2 separate regions of the Homo sapiens genome follow, and region 1 is linked to region 2. The links are chromatin contacts, found by Hi-C or POLR2A ChIA-PET in ENCODE. All regions are on one chromosome and are shown on one strand. Each heading gives the region's core, a stretch centred on a gene start or an enhancer-like site at or near the end of the contact. The rest is flanking DNA. Distances are from core to core; before and after follow the strand shown.

Region 1 (3,028 bases), core at 195-2,694, 54 kb after region 2:
TTAGATCCAAGAAAAATATTTATCATAGAAATTTATAATAAACACTGATTTTTTTAATAACTGACATTTTGATTGGAAATAGTTTAAAATATGGTGTATCTAAAATGCTAAACATGATGGTTGATACAAGAAGGCAGATTGAATTTAAAGCATTAAACTAGTAGAGGCAATGGACAAAAGTATGAACTAAATGAATATACACCAAATTCATAAATGCAGTAGCCTCTGAAAAGAGAGGGCGGTTGCTGGAACTAAAGAAGTAACAGAGTGGACTTCAACCTTATCTTTGACGTCAAATTTTTAATAAAATATATTAAGCAAAAAACCAAAAATGTTAATTATTTATGTTGAGTAAATAAATGTTTGTTAATTTGATTCTTTCATTTTCGTATTTTCTAAATATTAAATGCAAGGTGGCAGATGTAGTTTTTTTTGCTTTTTTTTTAAGTAAGCAAGACTACTACAAGGTATTAAGCGAAGAGTATAAAAGTATTTTTATTTGCTTTGTCTTCTAAGCAACACTACTATAATGTCTTAAGCAAAGATCATGAAAGCGTTTTGATTCTAAAGCTCATAAAGCTTCAAGAATTACATAAACTGGAAAAGTTCTACTGCACAGTTGATTTCTCACTTAATCGATCATGAATATGAAATCAAACTACTGTTTCATTTTTAACCACTCCAAGGAATGACTAGTACAATTTTGCATCTTGACATTGAAATTATAGGACGTAAGCACAAGCAAATCAAAGCAGTCTGGATTTGATTTCAAAAATACACATGAATTTCCCATTTAGAGATTTAAAAAAACATATAATATGAATATTTCCAAATGTGTATGGAGGGGTTTTTAGGAAACTTCGTCATATAGGCTAAGTAACTTGGTTATTTTTCTTCAGTCAAGCCTCTCAGTTTAGGACATTTACACATCAGTGGGTTAACTGGCAACTAGTCCATGAGCAGTATGTCAGTTATAATTAAAAAAACAGTAATACTATTAAGTATGTTTTTCCACGTATTATTTGCCTTTCCAGAAGAAAAGTGAAACCTTATAAAAGATGGGATAATTTCAAATAGCTATGTTGTTCATGCTCTTGTAAATGAGGTCTGCAACTTTTAAAACCAAAATGGAGTGCGAATGTCCCAGTAAATCTGCATCAGATGTGCTTCAGTTTGAAAGGAAATGATATCAAATTCAAGTAGTTAAATGAATCGTGAAAAAAGTGTAATCTACACAGACCACGTTATGCAACTGCTCTAGTTGTAGAAGTCTATGTACAGAGCAAAACAATTCCTTTATCATTTCTAAAAATAAATGTAGTTGGTTGTTCCTCTACAGCTGGATGAGGTATTTCTTCATAGTATTTTTCAAGGCATTTTAAGGGCAAAAAATGAGTCATGTTAGTTAAGATGAGAGGTAACATAGCTTAGCAGTTCAGAGAGGGTACTCAGGAGTTCTACTGCCTGATGTTTGAATCATGGTCTCCCTGCTAGCTGTGTAAGCTTATACAAGCCTCTTAACTACTGTGTGCCTCTGTTTTATAATCTACAAAATGGGAATGTGTGTGTATGTATGCATGTGTGTGAAAAATAGATGTCATTATGCAAAATATTTCAATGTACAATCAACATCTCTTTCATATTTTAAGAACTATAATTGAAATATTTTCTACTATAATTTTAGGCTTTACAAAGTTAAATCTACAGCTGTTCATAATATAAATTTTATCCCCTTCACGTTTGAAAATATTAGTCTGGAGATGTGGCTTTATGTAGGCTTATATAACTAGATACCTTTTTTAATCTGCCTGGAGCAATATGACTCCTCTGTTTAGACTACTCTTGTACCAACTTCCAATTACCACCTATAAATAGACAGAAACAGTGTGGGCCTCTTTTTTTCACATTAAAAAAGAACCTGAAGAGTAAAACTTAGTTAAAAAAATTACTTTGACCCATATTTGACTTTGAAAACATAATAAACGGTTCATTAATGATGCACTAAAATAGCAAATATTTAAGTGCTCTGTATATCCAAAACAATGAGCAAATAGTGAAGCAAGAATATTTGAGGTGATGAGTAATGCTGATCTCCCAAAGAAAGGGAGAGGCATCCACTCTTGGAGTGCTAGATCTTTTTGACAAGAATGCAGCTTAACTCTAAGGTTCAAAAGTCTGTATGCATGTGTGTGTCTGTCTGTTTGTGATGGGTGTGCATGTACAGAGATATGAGGTGGGCTATTGGCAAAAGACAGAAAGAACTAGAACAATAGAAACCATTTCATCTGCAAAGAAACAAAGGATATAAAAATAGAGCATATATAGCACAGAAGATAGAAAAAGCATGCTGAGAACTTAAATCATCTAAAACTATTAAAATAGTTTAAATAGGATAATATTTAATGTAAGATCATTTCTAATTTTGTTTCAAAGTATAACCATATACCTTCAGGAAATATGTACTTACAGGAAAATAACAGATGAACTAAGAATAACTAAGGTACACCCAAGAACAATTGAGAGTCCATAAAAAATGTGTGGAAAACCTTGGAATTATATGAATATCATTTTTAAATTGTTTAAATTCAAATATTAAGTCACTGGAGAATTATGGAAAAGGATATATGAACAATCAATAGAATACATGGTTTTTTAACTTTTTTTAAATTGATGCATTTTTAGTGAGTTTTATTATTGCTTTTATTTTTAGTAGTGCAGTTTTAAGTTTTGACAAAAATTGGTCATAAAGTACAGAGTCCCCATATACCCTCTCTCCCCTGTCCAAAGTTGGCCCTATTATTAACATCTTGCATCACTGTGGTACATTTGTTACAACTGATTTACCAATATTGATACATTATTATTTATTAAAGTCCAGAGATTACATGAGGGTTCATTCTTGTACAGCTCTGCGGGTTTTGCAAATCCGTAATATCATATATTTACCTTTAGAGTATCATACAGAATAGTTTCACGGCCCTAAAACTGCCATATGCTCAACCTATTCACTCCTCCTACTCAACTCCTA
Region 2 (3,393 bases), core at 671-3,170:
TATCAACTAATATGAACATGACCATTTGTTTGATTTTTTGGAAAGACTTTTAGTCATAAATTATGTTCCCAAACTAATTTTCAAGCAGCTGTGCTTATTTAATAACAAGACACACCTGCTTTAGAAACTCCTAAATGCCAGTCTTCAGACGAAATTATCTAAAGAGCATGTTAAAAATACAGCTACCAGCTGGGCGCAGTGGCTCACGCCTGTAATCCCAGCACTCTGGGAGGCTGAGGCGGGTGGATCAACTGAGGTCGGGAGTTCGAGACCAGGCTGACCAACATGGAGAAACCCTGTGTATACTAAAAATACAAAATTAGCCAGGTGTGGTGGCACATGCCTCTAATCCCAGTTACTTGGGAGGCTGAGGCAGGAGAATTGCCTGAACCCAGGAGGCAGAGGTTGTGGTGAGCCGAAATTGTGCCATTGCACTCCAGCCTGGGCAGCAAAAGCAAAACTCCATCTCAAAAAAAAAAAAAAAAAAATACAGCTACCTTGGTCAGTCTCCTGAGATTCCATCCCTTTTGATCTGAGGTTGGCTGTGGCCTGGGTGCTCAGGTAGGTCTGAGGACAGCTGCTCTGTTTTGGGCCAAGATTCTTAAAGCAGCCCCAATTCTCTCTGTCCTCCCTTGTTTGGTGTAAGACCCAACTTCAGTCCCATCTCTCCTTTAAGAAACTTCTTTTTTATACTATGTATCTATCTTTTAATTTTTTTAACTTTCATTTTAGGTTGAGAAGTATATGTGCAGATTTGCTGTATAGGTAAACTGCACGTCACAGGGGTTTGGTGTACAGATTATTTTGTTACCCAGGTAATGACCATTCCAAATCATTGCCTTCTCTTTTTATACATACAGCACTAGAAAACAGCTGTGGTGGTAACTGCCAAACCAAAAACAGATGCACTTTCCTTTTCACTTTCTTTAGTGCATGATTAGCACCTTCTCCCTCACTGTTTGACTTATTTAAACGTTTCATGCCCTAACTTAACTGTTAAGTTCCTACTGGGGAAAAACTAGTGAATCCTTACTTTGATTTTATCTCCAGAATGCTGACAACTTTATCTATTTTGGAATTAATAAATTATTATTTGTTTAGGTCAAAAATATTTTAAAACCCTGTAATCATTGAAATATTGAACAGGAAAAGCAGAGTCAGGCATGGTGGCACACACCTGTAATCCCACCACTTTGGGAGGCAAGGCTGGTAGATCACTTGAGCCCAGGAGTTCAAGACCAGACTGGGCAACATAGTGAGACCCTGTCTCTACCAAAAATGCAGAAATTAGCCAGGCATAGTGGCATGCGCCTATAGTCCCAGCAACCTGGGAGGCTGAGGTGGGAGGTTCACCTTAGCCCAGGAGAACAAGGCTGCAGTAAGCTGCGATCATGCCACTGTACTCCAGCAGCCTGGGTGACACAGCAAGACTCTGTCTCAAAAACAAAAACAAACAAACAGACTATGAGAAGCATTGAATCAATGTTAGTTTTTAAAAAGTAAACATTTTATCAATGTAAGGCTAAAAGGAGTATGTGAAAGGAACACTGAAGGGCAGAAGACTTCCTGAGAAAGCAAGCATCTGTTTTACACAGAGGCCACACCTTTGTATTGTTCAATTTACTACAGTGAGCAAGGGTTACTTTTGTAATTTTTTAAAGTAATAATAAATTCAAGATTATAGGTGTGGAGACTGATAGACAATTTAGGAAGGATCTGTTACTTGAACGGGATGAATCACTTTAGCATTCCAATATCCTGTGACATCTGCATGAATCCACAAGCACAGGGACACCAAATCTTAGTACTCACACAATGGTCTCTAAGATCTGTACTGAATAGAGTCCCCCAGTTCTACCTGAGTCAGCCATGACTAATACTGTTGCAGTCAAGGAGACAGAGCAATTCTCTGAGTCCTCCCTTACATGCTATTTCTAACCTCAGGGCTGGTGTGGAAGCTTCCCCTAGACTACCCCCTAAATATTGGTTAATATAAGGAAGTAGCTGGGTTGTTTATATGTCCCATGAGCCATCTCTGTCAAGCAACAGGCTCAAGGGTCAGGTAAAGTCTGTTTCTCCTTAGGACAGAATTGGCGGCTGGCATGGAAAATATGGTTACTCAGAACTATCACTACATACAAGTATTGCCACGATTTCTCAGTAAATGTTTTAAGATTCACTCTGATTAGACTGGCATATGTCATGCTTTCACCACTGAGTCAGAGAACAGAATGTCCTGGTTGGTTTAAACCTGGACCTGGGGTGATTTCAAGTTCCTTGAAAAACACACACACTACAAAATGGAAATGAAGGGCTCTTGAAAAGAGGAAAGGGGAGAAGAGATGACAGAAAAGAACAAAGTTAAGATTGGGTTCACCTCCCATGGTGTTAAGAAGTGAACTTTTCCTCATGGAGAGGCTGGGCTGAAGAGACCAGCTCCTGTCCCACAGGGTGATCACACTTGGGCAGGACCAGGATAAGACACCCTGTTCTGGGGCTGGCCAGCAGAGGAGGGTCTAAAGGAGGTGTCCTACAAGGGACAGCCAAAAATAACAATGGCTTAAGCAAAATAAAAGTTTATTTTTCTCTCACCTGAAAGAAGTCAGGAGTAAAGAATCTTCAAAAAACTGATAGAGTAACTTCACAAAATCCTCAGAGTCCTAGACTCTTTTATCTTACTCCTCTGCCACACTTACTCACAATGGCCATACCTAGCTACGAGGGAAACTAGGGAATAAACTCTGTATTCCAGGTGACCATATATTTAACTAATAATGAATTAGTAGTTCTATTTCTCAGGTGGGGAAGAAGAAGGAAAGATATTGGAAGACAAATAGCAATCTCTTGGTGGTGTACAAGGTACACCCTACCTTGTAGGGTGTACCTTATCTAAGGTAATGCCCCTGATTCCTACCTCCCTGTGGTCACACCTTGTATAATCCTTTCCTCTTAAGTAGGGGTGGGACCTATGACTTATTTCTAAGCAATAGAATATGGAAAAGATGATAGATTGTTGATGATCAGTGTACATGATTACATTATATAAGATTGTAACATCTGTCCTTCAGGAATATTTCTCTCTCCCAGGGATGGCTGGGAGGAACCAAGCAGCCATGCTGGAAAATGCCACATGTCAAGGAACTGAGGGTGATCTCTAAGAGCCGAGGGTAGCCTCTGGCTAGCAGTCAACAAAAAATAAAGCTCTCAGTCCAACAATCACAAGAAACTTAATACTGCCAAAAACCAGAAGACCAAGAAAGCAGATCCTTTCTAAGTTGAGCCTGTAAATGAGAATCTAGCCCTGGCTCAAACCTTGATTGCAGCCTTGTGGGAACCTAAACAGAAGACTCAACTGAGTTGTGCCCAGACTTCTGACCCACAGAAACTAAGATA

What was found. Hi-C counts contacts between places; a loop is a spot of excess contacts on that map. ChIA-PET counts read pairs that join two places held with the same protein, here RNA polymerase II (POLR2A). Pooled maps may share reads with other maps.
Region 1: a loop to region 2 is called in a map of MCF 10A, with 2.5 times the contacts of the local background. The contact joins two enhancer-like sites. A Hi-C loop is called at or near these places in 1 of 168 maps with a recorded cell type or tissue (MCF 10A) and 1 of 50 pooled maps. POLR2A ChIA-PET finds 5 or more read pairs at or near these places in 2 of 52 experiments (BJ and MCF 10A).

Annotation. Positions count from the first base shown.
Region 1 is chr20:14,233,892-14,236,919 of GRCh38, reverse strand. All of the region lies in intron 3 of MACROD2 (mono-ADP ribosylhydrolase 2), which reads right to left. Among named protein-coding and RNA genes, the nearest start is that of FLRT3, 100 kb to the left of the region's middle. Within about 2 kb of position 1,444, at least 3 of the 41 ENCODE cell types and tissues checked have a DNase peak (open chromatin) inside an H3K27ac peak, as active enhancers do.
Region 2 is chr20:14,287,603-14,290,995 of GRCh38, reverse strand. All of the region lies in intron 3 of MACROD2 (mono-ADP ribosylhydrolase 2), which reads right to left. Among named protein-coding and RNA genes, the nearest start is that of FLRT3, 48 kb to the left of the region's middle. Within about 2 kb of position 1,920, at least 3 of the 41 ENCODE cell types and tissues checked have a DNase peak (open chromatin) inside an H3K27ac peak, as active enhancers do.